Linked DNA regions of Homo sapiens: region 2 is linked to region 1. A link is a contact called in ENCODE Hi-C data. All regions are on one chromosome and are shown on one strand. Each heading gives the region's core, a stretch centred on a gene start or an enhancer-like site at or near the end of the contact. The rest is flanking DNA. Distances are from core to core; before and after follow the strand shown. Region 1 holds the start of FASTKD1 (FAST kinase domains 1). Region 2 holds the start of LNPK (lunapark, ER junction formation factor).

Region 1 (3,142 bases), core at 382-2,881:
CGCCCCGTCTGAGAAGTGAGGAGCCCCTCCGCCCAGCAGCCGCCCCGTCAGGGAAGTGAGGAGCGTCTCCACCCGGCAGCCACCCTCTCCGGGAGGGAGGTGGGGGTCAGCCCCCGCCAGGCCAGCCGCCCCGCCCGGGAGGGAGGTGGGGGGGTCAGCCCCCCGCCCGGCCAGCCGCCCCGTCCGGGAGGGAGGTGGGGGCGGTCAGCTCCCCGCCCAGCCAGCCGCCCCGCCCGGGAGGGAGGTGGGGGCGGTCAGCCCCCCGCCCGGCCAGCCGACCTGCCCGGGAGGGAGGTGGGGGGGTCAGCCCCCCGCCCGGCCAGCCGCCCCGTCCGGGAGGGAGGTGGGGGGGTCAGCCCCCCGCCCCGCCAGCCGCCCTGTCCGGGAGGTGAGGGGCGCCTCTGCCCGGCCACCCCTACTGGGAAGTGAGGAGCCCCTCTGCCCGGCCACCACCCCGTCTGGGAGGTGTACCCAACAGCTCATTGAGAACGGGCCATGATGACAATGGCGGTTTTATGGAATAGAAAAGGGGGAAAGGTGGGGAAAAGATTGAGAAATCGGAAAGTTGCTGTGTCTGTGTAGAAAGAAGTAGACATGGGAGACTTTTCATTTTGTTCTGTACTAAGAAAAATTCTTATCCTGTTGATCTATGACCTTACCCCCAACCCTGTGCTCTCTGAAACATGTGCTGTGTCCACTCAGGGTTAAATGGATTAAGGGCGGTGCAAGATGTGCTTTGTTAAACAGATGGTTGAAGGCAGCATGCTCCTTAAGAGTCATCACCACTCCCTAATCTCAAGTACTCAGGGACACAAACACTGCAGAAGGCCGCAGGGTCCTCTGCCTAGGAAAACCAGAGACCTTTGTTCACTTGTTTATCTGCTGACCTTCCCTCCACTATTGTCCTACGACCCTGCCAAATCCCCCTCTGCGAGAAACACCCAAGAATGATCAATAAAAAAAATAAATAAATAAAATAAAAAAAAGAAAGTTGCACAGCATATTCCAACAAATATCAGTTTGGTACCTTTAGAGCCTTACTTTGTTGTAGTGATTATCAGCTGAAAATTATGTCTGTTGTAACTTTGGTAAGCATTCCACTTTGGTTATTTATTAGTGGTATTTTTTTTTTAAGTGTCAAGTGTCAAATCTTGGGACTATTAAAATACCATGGTAAGTAAAAAAAAAATATGGTCTGAGAACTGGTACCTATCCACGACATAAGTGCAGAAACTGAGAGTATGAGTTTGCATACTTTCAAAGTTACTCGACAGAGTTATTTCGTATATGCTAAAAAATAATAAGAAAAATCTGTACGTGTCTTTTCCATGTTTACATTTTTAAATTTCATTTTCCTAAGTATATTTTTGTGTATATTATAAAAGTAGTAGACTTCCAAGGACTAGGAGAACAACCTTAGATAGTAGAGAATCACCTAAACGACCTATATCTTCTTCAACAGCTTAAGCTGTGTACTGCGCTAGAGCCTCCCTCAATGAGGAACTACAATGCCCAGAATTCCCCCAAAATGCGTGAGCGACGTCCATTTCACCCACCTCGCCGCGACCCACCCTGGGATATGTAGTGCGTGACTTCCGCAGTGCACGCTGCGCCTGCCGGGCATTTTTTCCTGGTTTGGGGGCAAGGTCTCATGGGAAAGGTCATGTCTCTCGAAGAAAGGTTATAAACCCTGAGATATGAGGGTTGGGCGAGACATCCGAGCCTGTTTCGTTCCGTGTTGGGACCAGGAATAACCCTGACTTCTGAGCTTTCATAACCCCAGGATCCTCCAGAAAATTTGCGGCGCGCTGAGGGAAAACCTTGCTGGCAAGTCGGGACTGTGTGGCAGCGGCTATTTTTCTTTTCCCACCCAGCACGTTTTCGGGCTGGGGACATAGGGTTCAGTTGAGATACGGAGGCTTCCTTCGGGATATTGGGTTCTCTGAAGTGCGGATGGACTAGGGCAGGGCTGAGACCCCATTCATTCACTCATTTGTTTAGCTCTCCTTTATGCCCGGCGCAGAAGATACCCCTTAGGGTCCCAAGGCCCTTCCTGTAGTTAAGTTCCTTCCTTAAGGTCATTCAGCTGGGGCAAAGCTGGGGACTCGACACCTTTCTATGCTAACCATTGAGCTGCCTCCACTTTGAGCAGCTCAGTGGATGAATATAGTATCTTGAGGATACCTTTGATTTGTGCAGGGTTTTCTTGTGCAGGTTTGTGACCCAGGTCAGCTTAGGTCAGGATGCTGTACTGCTTGCCACAAAATAGCCTGTACTGTCGCGTCGTTTTTTCTTGTGAACAGACTGTTTGGCATAGCCGTAGAGAGGGGTCTGAGACATGAATTTAGTGATACAGCGTTGATTTGTTTGTGTAATGAAGCTGTTCAAGTGGAAAGAACTGAGTTGTAGTCCCTGCTTCACTAGTACTAGAAGGATTTTTTAAACCTTTTTGAACCTATTTTGCCTTATCTGTAAAATGGAAATAATATCAACCTGGAAGGTTAGCTGAGAGAATTTAATGAGATAATGTGTTTCAAACGTTCTTTGTAAATGGTAACATGTTGCAGAAATATTAGATTATATGACTTTAGTCCCTGCTTTTCTAACCATTACTTCTCAATTATAAATGTAAACATTTATAGCATATTTTTAAAACAAATTATTCTTTTTTCATAATTATCTTTAGTTCTTTTATTGTTTCAGCATGACTTGAAACATTACTTAATTTCTTAGTATTTCTTGATTGGTGCTTTAATTGTGTCGTTCATTGGTTAAAACCTATCCAAGGCCAGTAATGATTAAATTATATGACTTCTTTTATTTATTTATTTTCTAAAGAAAGGAATTATTTGAGCTCTTTAAGGGCACAAGAAAAAGGGGCAAGAAATTATCCTGAAAGCAAATAAACCTGAGACCATACTTCTGAAAAATTAAAAAAAAAAAGTATATATATATGTATGTATAAATATATATGGCTCTGAATTAATGCCTACACTTTTTAGAAACTTTGAAGGTGATTATTTATTTTAAACAATTTTCCTCTTTTTCGAAAAGACAGCTCTGAGTTTGTGGGCTTTTTTTTTCCTTTTATGGTAAATTTGAAAACTTTATGTAAATGTCAGATTTAAAACACTTTTAAAAT
Region 2 (3,142 bases), core at 338-2,837, 6.4 Mb before region 1:
AGGTTTTTGGAATCTCGTGTATCCAGACAGCTCTTCTCTGTCCCCTTGCTACCCTTTTTTCAGAGGTGGGGTATCGCTTGGTAGCCCAGGCTGGAGTACAGACACTGATGGCTCAATTGAAACCAGAGGACACATTACTGGCAAGTGGAAAGCCGTTCTTCCCAGTCTTCTTAGGAAAGGAGATCTTTCTGCGGTGAGATATATTTGCAAAACTGCACAGGACTTTAATACTTTGCAACAGCAAAGGTTGAAAAACAAAACGGTTAAATTTCCACATCAAAACAGGTGAAATGTTTCTGTTCATTTTCTTCTACATTTGGAAAGTGCCTGATCCACAGTGACACGCTAAACTTCAGTTCCCTTCCCCTCATCCTTGCAAGTGTACAGAACTGTAACTAAATATTTAGGCAATTAGGGCAAGCAAATTGCACAGTGAATTATGCGGTAGCTTCTAGTATAATAAATTTTCTTACCAACCAAACAATGCTCAGTTGCTTCTCTTGACAACCTGTTTGCATCGTCAAAGTTTAAATGTAACATATTAAAACTATTACTCTTTAAAAAATCATTGAAACTTTTTTGTGTATAAATAAAAAAATAGAATAAAAATAAATAAAAAATAGAAAAAAACCCATGAAAAATGTTTGCACATGGGGTAAAGCATGTAAAAGGGGTAAAGCATGATAAAAACCTTCGCTGAAGTTTCCCTGCTCACACATTACTGTGTGCACGTCTAGTCTTTTTCTCATTCAGGCATCATTTGTTATTTGTCTTTTCCAGTTGAGGAGGACACTTAATACCGTTTCGGCAGCGTTTCAAATCCGAGTCAAATATAGCCTGAGTGGTTTTTTTGTGGGTCCACCTATCAGGGCCTGTGAAGAGTGTTCTTGGGGTTAAGAGTTCTAAGATAGAAAACTCAGCTTATGCTGTTACCCGCAGGTTTTAAAGCAACATGATACGGCGTTTGAAGCTTACCTCACACCGGTGAGGTAAGCGTCCAGTCATCAAATGACCCTTTTTGACGTCCAAGAGTGACAGAGCCTCAAGCACTCCTGGGGACCGGGCTGACTTTTCTCCACTGGCTTGGTTGGGAACTGGCTTCTTCGGAGCTGTGTAGTCTTAATTTGCTTTGCTGCTGGCTGGCTGACAGCTGATGGGGGACTCCTCAGGACGGACTCCCTTCCAGATGCACCCATCTCCATCCTTCTCAACTCCCCAACCTTTGTCCTCCCCACTCTTCGCTCGCGCGGCGGTCTGAGACCACCAGGACCAGTTTCAGGGGTTTCCTTCTCCAGCGAGACTTGGCAGAACAGGCTTTAAAAGCAAAGGAGGCAGCGGAAGAGTAAGAAATAACTATATTCTAAGAGTCATAATAAATGGCAGTACATAACTGCGACACGACACCGAGCAGCCTAAGCTGGCTGCGGAGGCCACAAACACAAGATCCTAACCTCCCGGCCGACCCGCCCCAACAACTACCCGCCCAGGGTACGGTCACGTGACGGGGGAGCGGCGCGCGCCGACCGCGGCGCCAATTGGCGAGCGGCTGGAGCGCGGGGTTTCATGGGAAGGAGTTGGCCCGGCTTGTCTCTCTGTCAGTGGCGGCTGCTGCCTGCTCTGGAGGCAGGCTGGGCGGTGGCGGCCGAGACTGGCGGGGGTGGACGCCCGGGCCGGGCTGCGCCCGCTTCTTGCAGGTAGAACGCTCAAGGCGAGGGCAGTTGGGAGGGCTCTGCAGCGGGGAGGCATGCTGAGCTGTGCCCCTGGGAAATAAGCTGCGGGTTCCCCGCTTGCCTCTCCTTGGTGCCCCCGCCTCCTGCCAAGTGGCCTAGAGCTCTGCGGCGGCTGCTAGTCAGGCTGCGCGGTGGTCCGCGCAGACCCAGGCTCGCCGCCTTGTTCCCTGGATTTCCCAGCACACTGGCAGTGGTGGCGCTGGAGTCTTGAAACCCTTGTTTCCCCTCTAGGGCTGGTAGTTTCTCCAGCTCGGTTCTAGGAGATTCCGGGTGGTGACTGGCTTGAGCCCCAGCTCTTTGGCCCACTTGTGTCGAGCTTATCTCGACACAGGTGGGGCAAAGAGGTCAGAAGGTCCCAAACTAGCATTTCCTACGCTCAGCTGTCCGCTTTGAGCGTTCTCTCCGCTTCTCTTTCTGAGTTGTGCGGAGGCTCCAAGAGTTAGAAAGACCAGAAGGGACTGAAAACTGTCAGTGTCATGCTGCCGGGCTCTAGCGTGTGGGCGTGGAGTACGTGCTACTTAGAGAAGAGACTCTCCAACCATTGTCCTTATTTCAGGGATGGTGGGCTGTGGGGTGGAGGGGAAGGGCGAAGGTGCATTGTATCAGAGGCGTGGTAGGAGGAGAAAAACAAATCTAAATTCCGTCAGTTCATAGTTTACGGATTGAGAAAGAGTTGAAATTGGTCAACTCAGCTTTGCTGATGGTGCTTTCACAGTACTAAGCAAGACCCGTGAATCACTGAGTTTTCCGTGTTCTGCTTTTCCCAGTTGGCCTCCGGTGTGTGTTGCTCGGTGTCTACTGTTTCCTCCTTTCTTTATGGCCTGGGTGTCAGCATTGACAAAATTGACTCTATTCAACAGCGGTTTGGTGGGTGTGAGTAAGCTTGGTTTCAGGAATATGTTCAAACTGGCAGGGAATGCTCATTTCTTTTCCTCAGCAGCCCCCAGAAGACCAAGTTGACTTTTAACACATTTTCTTAAACAGGAGTGGTGCGTTTAAATTAGAATTTTAAGGTTGTCTGTTATCTATTGAGATCAGCTCAGTAATGATGTTAGTAAACTTATATAGTGTTTATATGTTATATAAACAAGAAAATACAAGAAAAGGAGAAGTTATATGGCTATTAAAAATATATGACTTCACATAGAAACATTTATAATCAAATAGTAATTTTTTGGTGGTATTTAGTTCAGATGAAAATTGACTTACCATGAAAGCAAGCACTAATCATTATATATTAAGAGTGCTTAATATATAATAGAGGTGTACTTTTCATTAAAATTCTTTTTGAGGAGCAATAAATGTGGCTTGGGCTATTTCAGAATTGTCTTTTCAGTTAGGACATTTGAAAGTTAGAATTCTAGAATAAATCACCTTTACTCTTCAATTGTATAGTATAATATGTTATGGAG

The links. Hi-C counts contacts between places; a loop is a spot of excess contacts on that map. Pooled maps may share reads with other maps.
Region 2: a loop to region 1 is called in a pooled map, with 5 times the contacts of the local background. The contact joins the promoter of LNPK here to the promoter of FASTKD1 in region 1. A Hi-C loop is called at or near these places in 5 of 50 pooled maps.

What each region holds. Positions count from the first base shown.
Region 1 is chr2:169,572,354-169,575,495 of GRCh38, reverse strand. It overlaps FASTKD1 (FAST kinase domains 1), which reads left to right and starts at 1,631. Exons shown (of 15, transcript NM_024622.6): 1 at 1,631-1,827. RefSeq lists enhancers at 1,420-1,519, 1,422-2,024, 1,880-2,049.
Region 2 is chr2:176,000,712-176,003,853 of GRCh38, reverse strand. It overlaps LNPK (lunapark, ER junction formation factor), which reads left to right and starts at 1,587. Exons shown (of 13, transcript NM_030650.3): 1 at 1,587-1,694. RefSeq lists an enhancer at 1,174-1,393.